Regions from separate parts of the Homo sapiens genome. Here all the other regions are linked to region 1. Evidence: chromatin contacts called from ENCODE Hi-C or POLR2A ChIA-PET data. All regions are on one chromosome and are shown on one strand. The core of a region is the stretch at or near the end of the contact, and the rest is flanking DNA. Distances in the headings are between cores, read along the strand shown. Region 1 holds the start of ERCC5 (ERCC excision repair 5, endonuclease). Region 2 holds the start of ING1 (inhibitor of growth family member 1). Region 3 holds the start of MBNL2 (muscleblind like splicing regulator 2). Region 4 holds the start of RAP2A (RAP2A, member of RAS oncogene family).

Region 1 (4,336 bases), core at 877-3,376:
TGTCTTTCACAGTCCTTTTTATTTATTTATTCAGAGACAGACATGAACACGGCTCATTGCAGCCTTGACCGCCTGGGCCCAAGCAATCTTCCTGCCTCAGCCTTCCGTGTAGCTGGGACCAAAGGTGCAGGCCACCACGTCCAGCTAATTTTTTGACTGTGTGTAGACAGGGGTTCACTATGTTGCCCAGGCTGGTCTTGAACTCCTGGGCTCAAATGATCCTCCTGCCTTGACCTCCCAAAGTGCTGGGATGACAGGCGTAAGCCACTGAGCCTGGCCACAGTCCTCTTTAGTAATTCTTCACAAGGGCTGCTACATAAAATGATCTAAATCTTTGCTGAAGTTTTAAGGGTTCTTGTCACTGAAAACTAACCTTTACCCTTTATTTCTGAGAAAATCTTTAGACTGCAATGATACTAAGCAACAGCTTGAGGGCAGCAACAGCGCATGTGCTCTAAAAAACAAAAAACAAAACAAAACAAAACAAAAATCCTTTGGCTTTCCCCAATTCAAAGTACCCTGTATAAAAACTTTTAAGCCAAAAATCAATTACAGATTTATTTAAAGATTATTCACTTGCAAAAAATGATAATCTCATTATGTTTTAAAACTTATCAATGTCGTTTTATTTATAAGTTTTGTACCTACTGAAGAATTAGGGCTCCACAGTCAGGGATTCCTTTGCTGAACGCCCACACACTCTTGCACTCCATTTCCCGTCCCCAATCCCCCCGCAATCATTTACAGGACTCTTTCCACAAGCCCACGAGCCCCTAGACTCATAGATCCCCATTTAGGAAATTGGTGTAAGGTATCACCAGATTCTGAGCCAGAATAGATACTCAAAAAAAAAAAAAAAATGACTACATAACAAAGAAAAAGATAAAAATTTCAAAAGCAGTATCACGTTTTGCTAATGAAAAAAGAATTTAATTCCAATGACAAACAAAACCAGCCAAACATGTACAGAAACAATAGTCCTTAAAAAGTCAATTTAAAAAATGGGTAAAACACCTGTCCACACTATCCTTCCTCTAAGAAACATAAATGGGGCAAGACTCAAGCAAAACTAATCGTCGAAGTCTACTCTGCTCTCCTTACTGACCTCCCGGACAGGATAATAACTTTAAGATTTACTGTATTAATCGCACTAAACTTCTCTCATGTAGGCAATTTCTTTATTCCTCATTCCAATCCTGTGTGTAGATACTATCACCACCTCTACTTTGCAGATGAGAGAACTAAGGCAGAGAGGAACATAAAGCACTGCCACAAAGTGACAAACCAGGATGCACAGGCCGCTAAGACTGCAAAGCTGGGGAAAGCAGACAGGGCGGCCCGCCTCATCACCCGATTCCGCAATCAACCTACCACGGATCAAAAATATTTGCGATGGAAAAAAATAAATAAATAAAACATACCAATAAAAACTACAAAAAATTTTAAAATACAGTATAACAACTATTTACAGATCACTTACATTGCATTCGGCATTACAAGTAAGCTAGAAACGATTTAAAAGATTACGGAAGTGGGTAGTTTATATGCAAATACCACGCCATTATATAAGGGAGTTGAAGGAACTTGAACATCGTGGTATACGGAGGAGGGGCTGGAACCAAAGCCCCGGGGATACCGAGGGACGACTGTACTTAGAAAACCTAGTGACAGAGATTCTATAGCGACCCCGACCCCGACCCAAGACCATCATCCTGCAGATGCCACTGTGCCCAAGGCAGAGCCCCGCGAGGAATCCAGCCCCGAATCCCTGCACCCCAAGTCCCAACGCGGCGTTAAGGATACCAACAGCCAGGATCTTCCCTTCCAGCGCTTCGGGGCTGACCTGCCGCCCGGAGCACTCCAGCAGCTTCCAGAGCCCCTGGACCCCCATGAGGCGGCTGCGTCCTAAGAGCGGACCCCGACAACTTCTACTCTAATTCTTCTACGACGGACTGCACCGCCGCCTAGGACCCCGGGAGGAAGCCCTCCCTGCTCCTACACAACAAAGATGGCAAATAATACAGAAGCCACGGTTTTCCAGTGGGGGACGGCACTAATGGGAGCGCATTAAAGCGGAGAGACTCTGGCTGCAACACGTCTCAGCAGCTGTCACCGCCTCCCGGAAGAAAGACAGGTCCAGAGAATGGCCGTTGGCGGGGAGGGGCAGGGCCTCGCCTCGCCCAGCGCTTAGGCCCAAACGTCTGCGCCGCTAATGGAAGACCGGGGTGCAAGGGCCACGCAGGCGACGGAAACAGCCAGAAGATGTCCCTGCGACACCTCCCGCCTTCGCTGGTGGGTCCGCAAACCCATGAAAAATGGGCCCGCTCGGTTTCCGTCTAATACGACGCGCAGGGCGGAAGCTCCGCCTCCGCACATGACGTATATTTTCTGCGCTTGCAGCACTCCGGAAGTGAGAAGTTTAGCGCCAGTGGTGATGCCTTGGTGGTTACTTGCTTCCGTCACGCTGGCATCCTGAAGGCGTTAAGCATTAAAACAATGTGCAAAAGCGCCTTCTTGGTGGAGTAACGGGCTTTTGTTTTTGTTTGAGACAGGGTCTCACGCTGTCGCCCATACTGGAGTCCAGTGGCGCATTCTTAGCTCACTGCAGCCTGGAACTCCTGCTGCCCGAGCTCAAGCAACTTTCCCATCTCAGCCTCTCAAGTAGCTGGGACCGCAGGTGCGCACCACTATGCTTGGCGAATTATTTTTGTAGAAATGAGGTCTCCCTGTGTTGCCCAGGCTGGGAACTATTTTCTACACGCTTTTTTAGTATCGGTTTCTACCTTTGCGCCGCCGTGTGTGAAGATACTTAACACAAAGTGTTGTTTTACACGTGAAGAGACAACCAAAAGGTGGATGCCTTCTTGGTTTTGTACTATTTATTTATATGCTAGCACGTAGTAACTAAAGAATAATAAAATTTAAAGCCTGTGAAAATGTTAGGGTCCCAAAATTACTAAGCAAAAGGGAAAAGTCAAGCTGGGAACTGCTCAGGGCAAAACCTGCCTCCCATTCTAGTCAGTCATCCTTCTGCTCACTGAGATAGATGCATATTCTGATTGTCTCCTTTGGAAAGGCTTATCAGAAACTCGTATGCAGCCTTTTGTCTCTCATCTACCTGTGACCTAGAAGCCCTTCCTGCTTCCGAGTTGTCCCCACCTTTCTGGAAGGAACCAGTGTACTTACATATGTTGATTGATGTCTCCTGTCTCCCTAAAATGTATAAAACCAATCTGTGCCCCAACCACCTTGGGCACATGTCATCTGGACTTCCTGGGGCTGTGTCACAGCTGCGCGTCCTTAACGTTGGCAAAATAAACTTTCTAAATTAACTGAGACCTGTCCCAAATTTTGGGGGTTCACAAGCCTTAATCCTTGACATATAGTTTAGTTTTCTTCAGCATCTAAAAGTTATAATGCCGCGGCTTGTAGATCAGAAAGGACTAGAAATCAATTAACAGAGTAACCCCAGAAAAGGCCACAGCTCTGGAACCCTCAGGCCAAGATTCAAATCCCCGCATCGTGCCTCACTATGGTGTTTAGCATCCCTGAAGTCACAGTTGTTCAGAATTTGTGTCTCCATCAGTAATCAGGGCATAAAACCAACCTTGCAGACTTCAGTAAGTATTCAAGGTGTTACATGCAACGCACTTAGCACTAGTAACTATAAAGGATAGTATTAGCATCCATATTTGTTCAAATTGGAACGAAATTTAAACTCAGTGAAAAGGCTGACTTAAGGGAGCAGGCAATTTTTTAAAGACTTCTTTATAACAGAAGTATACGGGAAATTGATTTTTTTTATTTTTTTATTTTTTATTTTTTTGACAGGGTCTCACTCTGTCGCCCAGGCTAGAGTGCAGTAGTGCAGTCTCAGCTTACTGCAACTTCCACCTCTCAGGCTCAAGTGATGCTCTTGCCTCAGCCTCCCGAGTAGTTGAGATTACAGGCCCCCACCACCACGCCCTGATTTTTTTTTTTTTGAGACAGGGTCTTGCTTTGTTGCCCAAACTGGTCTCAAACAATCCTCCTGCCTCAGTCTCCCAAAGTGCTGGAGTTACAGACATGAGCCACCGTGCTCCGTGGAGAAATCCATTTTTAGCAAAACCACTTCTATGCTCAATAAGATGGTTCACAGTGGCCATGTTTGGTTGACCTAGTCACATCTAATTTGCTACAGGAATAATCCTGACAAAGTGTTTTTTGCATTTCCTCCATATGTAAAGTAATCCCCAGAAACTGTTCCCAGTTGTTATTTTACTGAGAGTAATATAACTGCCTGTTCAGTATTTGTCTCTTCCCCATGGTAAACTGTAAACTTACTGAAACGAAGAAC
Region 2 (4,336 bases), core at 1-2,500, 7.9 Mb before region 1:
AGAGAAAAGCCCTCGTCCTCCGCAAACTACAACCGGCGGCGTCGCCCCTCGCAGTCGGCCCCTACTCGGTGTCCAGCTCCAAGTGAGGGCCGGAGGGGGCTGGGCGGGGGCGGCCGACCTACCCCGAGCGGAGTACTACCCGGTACTTTATGTAACACTCAGATTCGGGACTGAGTGGGGGGCGACGAAGAAGGGCCAGAGGAACGGCGTTGCCCGGGACCGAGGCACCGGGTCCGCGGGAACCCCGGCCCACAGCCGCCCTCCTCCTGCAGCCCCGTCTCGGCGCCCTATAGCCCCAGGCGCCGGCACATCCCTCCATCTCGCGCCGTAATCTGCACCCCCTCCTAGAGGACGCGGCTTGGACCCGCCGCCCCCTCCCCCGCAGCACCCGCCTCATCACTTCACTACAAAGAGCGCTTTGGTCGCGCAGCCTTGCAGCGAGACCTCTCGCGCCTCCTTCCTCCTCCGTGTCCCGGGCTTTGCACACAAGGACCTTGGCGAATCAAAGGCGCTCCAGACCTTTTGTTCCTGCCCCTGCCGAGGGCCGCCGCTGCGGAGCCGGCCGCTTCCTCCGGTCCACGGCAGGACCGGCCCGGCTCCGCGGCGCGCCCGGACCCGCCGGGAAGGAGGCGGCCGCCCCCGCCCATCCATCACCCGGCCGTACCTTGGTATTTCGCGTCGATCTCCCGCATCAGCGAGACATTTCTCTGCAAGTCGAAAGGCAGGGACTCGATGGAGTCCAGGTAGTCCTCCACATAGTTCACCAGGTGGAGCTGCTCCCCGTTGGCAGGACTCAACATGGTTCACCCCGGAGGTCCCCGGCGACTCGGCGCGGCTTTCCGCTTCCTCCACCCCCCGCCCCCCTCAAAAAATAGCACTGCAAAATGCAAAGCCCTCGCTCTCCCGGCGCCCCCCCGCCGGCTCCTGCTTCGGCCCGGCGGCTACATCTGCCGAGCCCGTCCGCCGCCTCCGGGTCCGCGGGGACCCCAGCGCCTGAGGGCGCGGGCCGCGGTGGCGGTGGCTCCCGGGCGCACGCCCCGGCCGGCGGCGCAGGCCCCCTCTCAGGCGGCGGGGCTGGCGCCGGGGGCCGCGCGTACGAGCGCGCACACACCGGCGGGAGAGGGCCCAGCGCCGCGGCCGCCGCTGCCCACTCGCCCACTGGGCTGGGTAGAAGAGAGGAGCGGAGCGGGCAGCGGGAAGGGGCGCGCTCCGCTGGCCGCCGAGCCGCACTTGTCCAACGTGGAAAACCCAAATACCAGTTTCAAACACTTGGGAAACATTCAGCCCCGCTGCGCAGCGCGCATGCGCCCCGGCCCCCTCCCCCGGCAACGGCCCCGCCCCCCGCCGCATTCACGCCCCTCACCGTCCCAGGCCCTGGGGGCTGCGGGCTCCAGGCCGGCCCTCGCGGGGGCGTGGCCTTGCCTGTCACTTTTTCCAGAGGCGAGGGTCGCGGAGGGGACAGCGTCAGGGCCGCTGGGGTGTGGACGGCGGGCGAGGCGCAAACTTTACTAGGAGTTTTTGGCACTTGGAGGCAGAGCCTGTTGGGCGGCACAGCACGCCCGCTGGGAAACGCAGGGGAGCGGCCTGCTTCGCTGAAAACCCGACCAGGACCTAACGGGCCGCGGGACAGAAACCTCCGAGACCATGGTACACAGCAACTACCGCAACTCGCTCCTCAGCCCCTGACTCTTCGTCCCCGCCCCACAGAGCAGTATAAGTAGGGCCCGAAACAGAACTGGCAACCGCAGTAGCCAATCTACTTGCCAACATCACTTTGACAGCCCAATCACGATGAAGAGGAGGCGGGGAGACCGTGAGTAATGCCCCCCGGACTCTTACTACTAGAAACCCAAGTCCTCCGGGAGGCGGAAGGAAGGGGAGGGCCGGGCACGGGCGGAAGTGGCGGCGCATGCGCACTGGCACCCTCTCGGTGTCCTTTGAGCTGCGGCCGCAGAGTGCGCGGGAGACCTACCCATTCCGCGGCCGGACCACCACTCCCAGCAGCCTAGGCGGCTCCCGCGCCTGCGCCATCCGTCACCGCCCTCCCTTTGTGTCGTCTCCCGGTACTCAGTTTGGAACGGCTTGGAGACAAAGGGGCCTGAGAGGGAAGCTGCTTCCTAGTGCCGAGCCCCAGAAGAGGTGGATAGGCCCGAGGGGCGCCTTCCCTAGGCCTTATCTCTTCCCGCCCTGTGTCATGGACACCGTTCTCGGAGGCCGCTCCCCACACTTGGAAAGGCCGCCCACAGTATGCAGACACCCGGTCGGCCGGCGTCCTGAGGCCATTCAGCTCCCCGGACCGCCCTCCCCCGCGTCGCCCCTCTACCCTCCCAAAGCTCCCGGATTTTGGGCTTTCTGAGAAGCCTGGACGCCACGCGAGCCCGTTGCCTAGGCGACCGGCCCCGCGCGCCGGCCCCCCCCCTTCCGGCCAAAGGGCCCGCCCCTCCTGGGCGTGGCCTCGTGCCTTTGTGCACTTCCCGCCTGGCTCTCTGGTTCCGGGGCGGCCTCGGCTTCGGCCTCCGCCCCGCTGCGGCCGCCGCGGGTCCCCTCCGGGGTGGCCCCGAGAGCTGTGTTCGCCACGCTTGGCTGCCTGCTTTTCTCTGATTTTCTTCCGCCTTGGACCCTGCTCTATTTGCATTGTCTTTTTTTCAGCAAGTCGGAGAACGGTGCCTTGTCAGTTTTCACCTTTCTCACTGGACTTTCTCTTTTCCGGAGAGCCGGGTTGGTGGTGCTGCCTGTGTATTCCACGAACTAAGCCCTGTCCCCAGCCCTTGCAGTGTTTCTGTATCAACTCCACGCCAGCGCGGTTCTCCATTTTTCTTAGCCTCTTAATTAGGACAGGGTCGGATTTCAGCTTTTATCCACCGGGTTTATCCTGTTGCAAAGCAGAGTACACAGTTTTAGACACAAAATAATTGCAGTTGAAATGGATACACATTCTGGTGGTAAGATTTGGAAACGTGGTATTTGATGGAACCCTGTTGTAACATCTAAAACTCTTTGGATTTTTTAAAAACGTATTCTGTGTAATCCAGTAAAAATTTGGATTCGTCCAGTATTTATAGAGTAGATTATTAACCGCAGTGGTGCTCATTCCAGGGCCCTGCCGGGTATTTTGTGCTATGGATGTGAGTACGGCAAAGAGACTGAATTAAGCTGTTTTGTATTTGGAATCGGATTGTTCACGTTGCAACGTTGCTGCAATGATAAATGGATGGATACTCTTTACACTTTGAAGTGGATTTAATCTTCACTTTTAAGCCCCTTCATCTCACCTACACAGCAGGAGAGCTTTGGCTTTGATATTTGGGGAAATGGCTGTTATTTTACTTACAGATCACGCTATTCTAGTCTTGGCCTAGTTAAAAGCAAATGAGTACTTTAGTTTCTACAAGATTTATTGGCCACTACTTGGTCTGCACAAAAGACTATAACACTTGGCCGGACGCGGTGGCTCACGCCTGTAATCCTACCACTTTGGGAGGCCGAGGCGGGCGAATTGCCTGAGATCAGGAGTTCGGGACCAGCTTGGGCAACATGGTGAAACCCTGTCTCTACTAAAAATACAAAAAATTAGCAGGGCATGGTGGCGCGTGCCTGTAGTCCCAGCTATTGGGGAGGCTGAGACAGAATCACTTGAACCTAGGAGGGGAGGTTGCAGTGAGCCGAGATTGTGCCACTGCACTCCAGCCTGGGCGACAGAGCAAGACTATCTCCGGAAAAAAAGAGAAAAAAAGACTACGACAAGATAACATTATGTGGAAACAAACATTATGTCGAATACAGAGTATAGAGGGAGTACAAAGTTGAATAAGGAAAATTACGCCTTTCCCTCAAAAAGCATATAAGTAATTTAAAAGTACAATAGTAAGAAATAGACCGGTTCTTCTATTCCTAGCATTCATTGGCTCTAGAATGAATAGTGTTTATCTGAACTCAAGAATAAAATTGGAAGTAATTTACCCTTTACAAAGATAAGATGGAGTTTAACCTAGGTTTTCTTTTTAAAAAAAAAAATCACAACACAGTACAATCTGAGTAATGATTTTGTTCCTCTAGTTATGTACTCTCTTCACATACACATAAACCAAAAAGGCATCTTAAGCATTCAACAAGGAATATTGACGAGTGTCTACCATGTGCCAACTACTGGTCCGTGCGCTGGGGATACAGTAGTGAAAAGTTTTTTGGAGCTTTACATTCCATAAAACTTTTAGCCCACCCCTTGGGATAAAAAGTCAAAAAAGATTTTATCTTTTTTGGAACAAACTTAGAAGATCAAGCAATAAAACATAATTACCTTTGATAACGAATTTTAAATGTCATTGAAGAAAGGTGC
Region 3 (4,336 bases), core at 1,837-4,336, 5.6 Mb after region 1:
CAACCTATTTCTATGTTGATAATCTGTTTTGTCATTTTGGAAATGTAAACAAATCAGTATACCTTCCTTTTCATCTTTTTCTTGTTATCGGTAGGAAAGTACAGGAAAAAAGGAAGAGAAAATGCATGAGAGATTGAACCTACTTATTCTACTATAAGGAATTCTCTTAAGCTCAGCATCTAAATCCTCTTTTCCCAATTCTTGCTTGGAATCTTGAGTACCTGATCTTGAATTTCTATGGCACTCCCTGAGCGCGGGACTGGCTGGTAGCCATGTGATATTGATTTGTTTTCACCATAGCAACAGCAAATTGAAACAACTAGCAGAGAGAAGGCAGGCTGTTAACCAGTAAAGCTACCTAACCAGTATATTTCACAAGCATATTTTTCTCCTTCCCTCTTGTTTTTTCTCTTATTTACTCCACTTTCACAAATTTAACACAAAAGTCAAAGGAAAAACAGCATTAAATGTTTTGGGCACTACAAGGCCTGTGGCCAGAATAGTGTGCTTTGCAGAGCTTCTAGTATATTAGATTAGATCGATGGAAAAAATGCAAACAACAACGCTTTGATTTCCTTGGAAATTTCATTTGTTGAACTAAGAAAAAGTATCCCTAAAAAATTTACATGAGCACAAAGTAGAGTGAAGGGTTTTGTGTATATGACTATGTATCTTAATACTCTAAGGTGTTTGCCAACAGTTTCTTAATACCGAGGTTTTATCCCTTTGTACTTTAAATAGCTCAATGTGCCAAGAGACAAACAACTTTTTTTTTTTTTTTTTTTTTTTTGGTAAAAGGTCAAGGTCTCAAAATGCTAAATGATGAGGGAAAGTGTAGCAAGTATGATTCAATTCTATTAAAAGACAGAAAAATCAAGGTAGGCACTTGCTCAAAACTACGTGAGTAGTCAGAGAGGAGACACAAATTAGCTTTGGGAACTCCCGAGAACTCCAATGTGCTCCAGTCAAAATCTTTTTTAAAAGGTTCCTTTGTAAACATTACCCTTCCCCCGATCTCTGTGACCAAGGTTGCCACCTGTGACATGGATTTGCAGCCTGCAGTATTGTACTTCCCCTGCTTGGGGCCATCTGTGCTAGGACATGATGATTTTTCTATGAAAGCAGCTGTTCTCACCATCACAACCAGCCTTGAACTTGGTGGCACAACCTGGATCCTAAATAGTGGCTCTGGAGCAACTGGGAATAGGGCCCCGGGGACCATCCACCCAGGTGGCAGCGCTGGGCTGCACCAAGGGGGAGTCAGGCCAGAAAAAAAGCTTTGCCCTGCTCCCTGCTGCTTTTTGCCAGCCCAGCCAGAAGCCCTGCAGAAAACCTGTGCTGACCGGCCCGACATGTGGCAGGTACAAGAAGATGCCCTATTTATGAGGGGACAGGTTTACAATTTACAAAAGACAGGCGAAAATATAAAGACATAACTTAAGTCCTGCCAGTGGGGAGTTAGAATGTTCCTGGCCAGGACATAAAGAAATATTCCTCTCCACAAGCTCGAATAAAGGAACACACAGCAGAAATAGTTGGGGGATGACGTCAGAAGTTCTGGGCTAGTGTCCTGCACTTCTCCTTGAAAGTAAAAACAGTGGGTCTAGAAGAATCTACGTGGCATTGCCCTTATTTAAATGAGTAGTTCTACTGCTCCTTGCAAAACAAGTAGGATAGCTGAAGAAACTTCCTCTTATTTAAAGATTATAAGAATGTTCCCCCTGCCTTTTTTAAAAACCTTATTGTCCCCAAAACACACACATTACCCAATTAACAAATAGCTTTCCACTTAACCTTTGTCTTTTAAAGGGACAGTAATGTTTCTTGTAGAACATTCAAGGTGGTGGTGGTTAGGCAAGTCAGATTTTTTTCTTCGCTTCAGTGCTTGCTAACTATTCTAAAAATGTTACACATTTATTGTAAACACATGCTTCCGAGGCCTAACAAAAAAGCACAGTTTCCTCATGCCTGGCAGAAATTTAAAACGGAAAAGGGCAGAAAGAATTCTTTAGCAAATATATCCTTTCCTTCTCCTGGGCCAAGTGTGTTAAAAATAAATCTTCTCCATCATTTCTCACTGCTGCTTCTCAGCGAGAAAGTTGATATGGTTCGGCATAGTGAAAACACAGCTTTAAAAGCTAGCCTGCCCTCATTAAATTATTCTGCTGGCTGTGTGTTCTCATTAAAAATGCATAAAGATCAGATAATTGCAGTAAGCATTATTAACCCAGCTTTACTTTTGAATATAATGGTTCCACTTTTAAGCTGGAAACAAAGGCTCAGACATGCCAGGAAAAGAAATGTAAACATTGAACTACAGTATCGAAAACTTGCCAGAAAGCTACCTCTTGCTAGGTTGTTTAAAATGTGCTTTTGAAACTCAATTAAAGCTGTAGCATTGTAGAGCTAGGTAGGTCCCTAATTTTTAATAAATAGACACATACGTTTGGCCAAACATTCAACCGATGATTATTTACCATGAATTTTTTTTTAATCCTTAATTGCAAGTCTGTTTTCAAATAATAGGATCCATGTAAACTTTATCTATTTGGGAACTAGCTATGGCAATATAACAATTTTTCACAGCAAGAAAATAAGATTGCTCCAAAGAATTCAAATGGTTTTTAAAAAATAATATAATAAATGAATCGATTCTTTGCATAAAAACTCGATTTCTTGCCTCACCCCAAACAGGCGGCATAGATTCAAGCTTTGCCATTTCTTTTTCTCAAATCAAAATGTTACGTAAAACTCCAGGGTCCCCCGCAAGTATTACAATTGAATTAGTGGAATCCAGTTTCCCTGGCTCCCGTAAGCAGCACACATGGAATGCAGCATACTGCAGCAAACTCTTTAAACATTCAAAAAAGGGGGGCGATTCTCCTACCTTGTTTAGCTCTGCCTGTCCTTCCCATTTACAGTAACCCCAGGAACATCTGGCAGAACCAAGTGGCCGAGGCTTCTCCACCGCATCATGAGAAAGAAACTTCCATGTAAATAGTTCTCATTCCCTGTTTATTGTACTCTGAAAGCCGTCTGCCGTATCTGGAAAATTTTACCTTCAGATGATGAAGCAAAGACAGTCTAAACTCTGTTGCTGTAAGCTGCAGCCCTTCCTTCCGACAAATCCCTCCCAGCCGGGGCCAGCCAATCCCCAGCCAGCTCGTCAGCCCTACTCGTCTGAAACTGGCCCTAATAGGATGACTGACACAGTAACACAGCACTTGCAGTGTGTAAAAACAGTGCATCCATACTGATGAAAGAGGAATTTCCCTCTCAGAAGAAAGCAATCATAGCACCAAGACAAAGTGGCACATAATTGGCAGAGCAGAGAGAGGGGTAGCTCAAGAAAACACCCTTGAAGACAGCCAGCTCGAAGCCAGGAGCTTCACCGTGAACACTTGGGAAAATGTGAAACTCCGCAGATTCCAAAGAAATCCAGGTTGTACATGAAACTGAAGTCCTTGGACTATCTGACAAAGCATATGTATATGTTTTTTAAAGGAAAAATAATTCAACGTCTGCCATGGCAGTTAATACCTTACAAAACATTTACATATTTCCATTATTGAGGAAGAATGTGCTAGCCCAAGTGCGTATTCAAAATCAAAACATGCTTATAGCTCTGGCACACACAGGTTTCCTGTATAACATCTGTTATTGCAGTGGTTAATTACTGCGGCCCATTTATCTTTCGTCTAAGTTTTCAGACCACTTGGGACTTCGATTAGGGAATGCTGGACAATAAAATTGATATCTATACACTACCCTTTTCTACTCTTGGCAGGCACCCACGAGAGGATTAGGTGTGCTTTAACCATCTTAGATGCCATTTGATAAATACTGTGCATTGGCTCACATTATCGTTAATGAAGCAATGATTATAGGAAGATGTTTACTGTTGAATACAAGGGGTACATGATCCAAGGGCCCCCATGAGGTGCCATTCCACAAAAGATGTTCTAGGAGGTGCTGGAGTTTCCTGAGATAAAGCAGAAGAAGAGAAAGTTTAGGAAGGGTTATTTATTTATTTATTTATTTATTTATTTCCCAGTCTACAGCATTTCTGTATGCCTTGAAAACAAAAACTCAAAAACATATGGCATTGAGCAAACACAACAAGCATACATTTTCCTCCCCTAAATACCACATTTTGAGAAAAAAAAAGTATGATGATTACATGATGAGACCAAGACAGAACAAAGCCTTTATTCATCTGAAAGGTTGAACCCAATGCACGATTTTTATAAGCAACTGTTCAGCGCATCTGTAATGAAGCAACAGAATGCAATGGAATGCTTTCTTTTTATTTTGCCATTGCATCTTAAAAACATAA
Region 4 (4,336 bases), core at 734-3,233, 5.4 Mb after region 1:
CTTTATTCTAGTTTGGAATTTAACACAAGGATGAATAACATGCACGATTTTAGTTCAGCGATTAAAGTGCATACTCAGTTAAGGGGGGGTGGAGCAATAGAGAGAGAGCCTTCTCTTTGATCTCATAGGTTGCATTAAAAACTCACTACTCGTAATGAATTTTTGATCATCCCCTGGGTACACATAACTTGGTCCTTGCTCTTTCAAAATGAGTGGACTCAAACTGACTTACAATGTGACTGTGTCTACGGTGCACTTACAACCATCTTTCAGTAAAGGTCTTCAGATTTAGGCTCTAGGTAGAATAAGGCAGGAAAAAAAGGACACCAAAATTATCAGCAGGCATTAACTAACAAGAACTAGATGAAACAGTAATGTGTAATTAAATGATAATTAGAAAAATTTGCCAAAACTTTGAACTAAGATATTATCACATTTCTAATGCTTAAAATTACACGGAAAAATATATTCAGTGAATTTAAGAGAAAACAAACATTTTAAATCATTTATCAGCCATATTTCCAAAATGTATACTTTAGAAAAGAATTTATATATATATATAAAGGCTTATTAACATTAACTTTAAATTAGCTAATACTTGTGTCACACTTTTGAAGAAGCTTCTGTTTTGTTTCCAGGAACTGGTGGTGGTGGTGTGGTGGTGTTTTTTTTTTTTTTTTTTTTTTGGAAGGGGTTAAGGCGGCTATATTAAAAACAAAAAAACAAAAACAAACAGTTAAGCTGCATTCTTTTCCTGTGAATGGCTTATTTGTACTCCTCTGTTAATATTCTCGAAACCCCATTTAGCTTATGATGTCTTCAAATAATTTAATAATCTGTCTTTAAAGTTTTGCACTAAATTAGAGACTTAATTTTTGTAAAACGCCTTGGAACCATAAACCTTTAACGAGATGAGAAAGGTCTCCTTCCTCTGGACTTGACTTTACTGTATAGGTGTGTGAGCGATTTTTACTGTCAAACATTGCCAAGGCAGATTGTTGTTGTTCAGTCTGCAAATGTCTCGACTATACCTGCACAGTTCCTCTCTTCCCAAGACAAATCTATCCACCCCTTTCCCCCCTGCAAGTTTTAAACTTTGTTTCCTTGGGGGCTCTGTAACAAGCAATGCTAACAACGTCCAAGAGACAAAGAGCTGTTCTGTGGGCTAACACGATGCCAAATTTTAGTTGTGAAACAAAGCACTCAAATTTGAGATTGAGGAGGAGGAGCAGAATGACAATAGTAAAGCCTCCAGCTTGGAGCCACCCCCCAGAAAGCCCCTTCCCCGGAGCCCCGCGCGGGGAGTTCCAGCCCCGGGACGGTGACTCCGGGGTGCAGCCGCCAAGCCCCCGTGTGCCCTCGCTCACCGCTTCACGCGGATGATCTGGTCCCGCATGGGCTTGATGTCCTGGAAGCTCTGCTGGTTGACGAGGCTGTAGACGAGGATGAAGCCCTGGCCGTTCTTGATGTACAGGTCCCGCATGGACGCGAACTGCTCGGTGCCCGCCGTGTCCAGGATCTCCAGCACCGACGGCGACGAATCCACCTCGATCTCCTTGCGGTAGAAGTCCTCGATGGTGGGGTCGTATTTCTCGATGAAGGTGCCGGTCACGAACTGCACGGTCAGGGCGGATTTGCCTACCCCGCCCGAGCCCAGCACCACCACTTTGTACTCGCGCATCGTCCCTCCGCGGCCGCCGCCGCCGCCGCCGCCCGCGACATAGACCTACGCCGGCCGCGCTGCGCCCCCAGCCCCGGCCCCGGCGGCCCGCCCCGCCGCCTCCCGCTGCCGCCCCCACCTCACAGCCGCGGCGGCCCCCTGGGCGCCGGCGGCGGCGGCGGCAACTGAGGGAGCAGCGGCCCTGGGCATGGGCCGGGCCGAGCCGGGCGGCGATGCGGCCCCGTAGGCACCGGGTGGGACTGAGGGCGAGCAGAGAGAGAGACCGGGAGCCGCTGGTGCCGCCCGAGCCGCGGGCCCGCAGTGCCGCCCGCCCCGCCCCTCGCGCCTCCACGCCCAGATCCCCGCCCGCCGCCGCCGCCGCCGCCGCCGCTACCCCCAGCGCTCGAGCGCGCGCCCGAGCCCCAGCCGCAGCGCGGCCAGGGGCGGGGTCCGGCGGCCGGGGCGGAGCCCGCGGCGCAGCCCCGCCCCCGCCCCCTAGGCGACGGGCCGCGAGCGCTCCCGAGAGGCTTTGCGGGGCTCGGAAGCTTCTGCCCGCGCGGAGATAAACAAGCACCGCGACCGCCGAGCAGCGCCGAACCCAGCGCGCCCAGTCAGACCCCAGGGCCTGTGTACCGAGCATGCGCAGTTCCCGCCCAAGCCAGGAGCAGCGTCAACCTGAGACTCCCGAGACATTAAGAATTCGGAAGGGATGAGATGGTAGAGGGGCTAGAGCTACCTCCAAGCTTTATCCTGAGGCGGGGAGTGAAGGAGAGATGCCCAAGGCCCAAGAGGGGCCGCGAGGGCCTTTGTCCGATGCCACCCAGTCTGTCAGCACTCCTAGAGCTTTGGTTTTATCTTGTATTAGCATGTGAAGCTTTAAGGGGGGGGCACCTACAGGCTTCTGACTGAAGTTGTGTAAACGCAACAAAATGAAGCTTTGGAGCGTTAGGACATTGATGGGAGGGTGACGCCCCCCTCTAGCAGCGCGCCAGAGGGGCGAGTCAGAGGCGGCCACACACCACGGAAGTCGGGTCCAAGCCCGCTGACGTCGCCGGGGTCCCGCCCACCAACCCTCTGGACCCGCCCACATTTCTTCTAGACCCGCCCCTTTCGGTGCCGAACTGAAGTCGAGCTCTTCCCACGCCCTGTCAGCCACGGGTGAGTTGAAAACCTGGAGAGCGGAATCCCGAACGGCAGCCGGAAGGCCCTGGACTCCTCATAGCAACAGCCAGCTAGGGGCATCTAGTGGGAAGCTGGGATTCATTCTAGCCAACCACATCACGTCTCTGTACCACAAGGTACCATTCACGACCAATAAGAGAGCGCCCCCATACCACGTGCCTTTACTCCTTCAACCAATCGAGAAAAACGCTAGTCGTAGGATCCGCAAGCCCACCTCCCAGTGCCTTGCCAGGCGGGGCTCTTCGCGCACGCTCTGCCAACCAATCGTAGGTGAGCTGGCGAGTGACGGAAGCTTCGGCCAAGCCAACCAGAGCTCGCGAGCCCCTTGCCACCGAGGCCGGCGGGATGGAGACAGGGACCGGCTGCTGGGGTTTGGGAGGGGCAGAGATTGAGGAGCCAGTTGCTGTGCCCTGTTCTGGCAAAAGAACAAGATGCGTTGCAAGCCAGAATGATGAATTCCACTTTTCACGTCGCCTCCGTGGCATTCTGCCTAAATGATGGGCATGGAAATGGTGCTGAGGGATGTGGGCTGAATCGAGAACACAGGGACTTTTGTCTTCAGGGTGAGAAATGTTCCGGTCCTTAAGGAAACATCGTGCAGCAGTTGCATGGGTCTTCCAGGCGTTCCTCCCAAAACATTATTTTTTTTCTTTCACTATTGAGTTTTAAAACTTAGCGTTCTGTCGCTAGCATTGCATCTTAGTTACACATCCTCTCCCACCCATAACGTCAAATTTAGGAGACGATACATCCCCAAGCTTTCCTGCATTATTTTTTGCAGTAACTGGTTATTCAGTTTACTTTCTTTAAACTATGTCCTTCTCAAACTAGTCTCACCTGTTCGTTACTGTCGCACATTTCCTGCGAATAACACGTTTCTGTAGTTCTGTTGTTAGAGCCTGGCATACCTCTCCCCGTTCCTCTTTCCCACAAGGTCATCATGCAGAGGGGATTTTGGTCTGAGTTAAAAGCCAGGTATTCTTTCACCATCTTTTCTGTCGATAGTCAAACTACTACAAAGACTACTCAAATTTAGTAGTTTCTTATTTCCCTATAGCTTCGTTATATTAGAATGGATAACTTATATTTGCATTACCTTGCTGTAATGAACACACACCAAGTTTTCATTTAAAATTATCAAGGACAAATGTCCTCTGAATTTAAAAATGTGTATGTAGTAAAATATAACTCAGCATTTCTTGATTACATATCATTAAAATATGAATGGTACTATCTGAGCCACCAGAATCAGCAGTGAAGGTATTATATTAATAAAAAGGACTAAGAATCAGGACTGTTTTAAGGGAACTGGAACCGAAGAGGATCTACTATTTCATCCTAGGCTAGTTAACATGAAATAGTGAATTAAAATTGAAAGAGCTTACATGGATGCTTCATATCTGAGCTACTTTGGCAGGGATGTTTCAAGAGGATGTAGGTAAGTATGGTGTTCACCTAGCTTTCCAGAAGTCTCATATTTTGTGTAAAATTGGT

The links. A loop is a pair of places that touch in the nucleus more often than their neighbours do. ChIA-PET counts read pairs that join two places held with the same protein, here RNA polymerase II (POLR2A). Pooled maps may share reads with other maps.
Region 2: a loop to region 1 is called in a map of CD4-positive, alpha-beta memory T cell, with 27 times the contacts of the local background. The contact joins the promoter of ING1 here to the promoter of ERCC5 in region 1. A Hi-C loop is called at or near these places in 2 of 168 maps with a recorded cell type or tissue (CD4-positive, alpha-beta memory T cell and naive thymus-derived CD4-positive, alpha-beta T cell) and 9 of 50 pooled maps. POLR2A ChIA-PET finds 5 or more read pairs at or near these places in 1 of 52 experiments (activated CD4-positive, alpha-beta memory T cell).
Region 3: a loop to region 1 is called in a map of naive thymus-derived CD4-positive, alpha-beta T cell, with 21 times the contacts of the local background. The contact joins the promoter of MBNL2 here to the promoter of ERCC5 in region 1. A Hi-C loop is called at or near these places in 2 of 168 maps with a recorded cell type or tissue (CD4-positive, alpha-beta memory T cell and naive thymus-derived CD4-positive, alpha-beta T cell) and 7 of 50 pooled maps. POLR2A ChIA-PET finds 5 or more read pairs at or near these places in 1 of 52 experiments (activated naive CD4-positive, alpha-beta T cell).
Region 4: a loop to region 1 is called in a map of CD8-positive, alpha-beta T cell, with 23 times the contacts of the local background. The contact joins the promoter of RAP2A here to the promoter of ERCC5 in region 1. A Hi-C loop is called at or near these places in 3 of 168 maps with a recorded cell type or tissue (CD4-positive, alpha-beta memory T cell, CD8-positive, alpha-beta T cell and naive thymus-derived CD4-positive, alpha-beta T cell) and 15 of 50 pooled maps. POLR2A ChIA-PET finds 5 or more read pairs at or near these places in 6 of 52 experiments (CD4-positive, alpha-beta T cell, CD4-positive, alpha-beta memory T cell, CD8-positive, alpha-beta memory T cell and 3 more).

Annotation. Positions count from the first base shown.
Region 1 is chr13:102,843,822-102,848,157 of GRCh38, reverse strand. It overlaps ERCC5 (ERCC excision repair 5, endonuclease), which reads right to left and starts at 2,126. Exons shown (of 15, transcript NM_000123.4): 1 at 1,804-2,126. The coding sequence starts at 1,891. All of the region lies in intron 9 of BIVM-ERCC5 (BIVM-ERCC5 readthrough), which reads right to left. RefSeq lists a silencer at 1,338-1,387 and enhancers at 1,549-2,371, 1,738-2,527, 2,738-2,787, 2,372-3,196.
Region 2 is chr13:110,710,614-110,714,949 of GRCh38, reverse strand. It overlaps ING1 (inhibitor of growth family member 1), which reads right to left and starts at 1,250. Exons shown (of 2, transcript NM_198219.3): 1 at 665-1,250. The coding sequence starts at 800. It also overlaps a transcript of CARS2 not described here. RefSeq lists silencers at 1-23, 64-323, 414-703, 864-1,053, 1,064-1,413 and 2 more and enhancers at 2,084-2,133, 2,734-2,823.
Region 3 is chr13:97,221,083-97,225,418 of GRCh38, reverse strand. It overlaps MBNL2 (muscleblind like splicing regulator 2), which reads right to left and starts at 3,086. Exons shown (of 9, transcript NM_001382683.1): 1 at 2,888-3,086. RefSeq lists an enhancer at 3,005-3,064.
Region 4 is chr13:97,431,816-97,436,151 of GRCh38, reverse strand. It overlaps RAP2A (RAP2A, member of RAS oncogene family), which reads right to left and starts at 1,983. Exons shown (of 2, transcript NM_021033.7): 1 at 1,368-1,983. The coding sequence starts at 1,681. RefSeq lists silencers at 1,807-1,866, 1,887-2,246 and enhancers at 2,397-2,446, 2,467-2,596, 1,868-2,799, 2,747-2,886.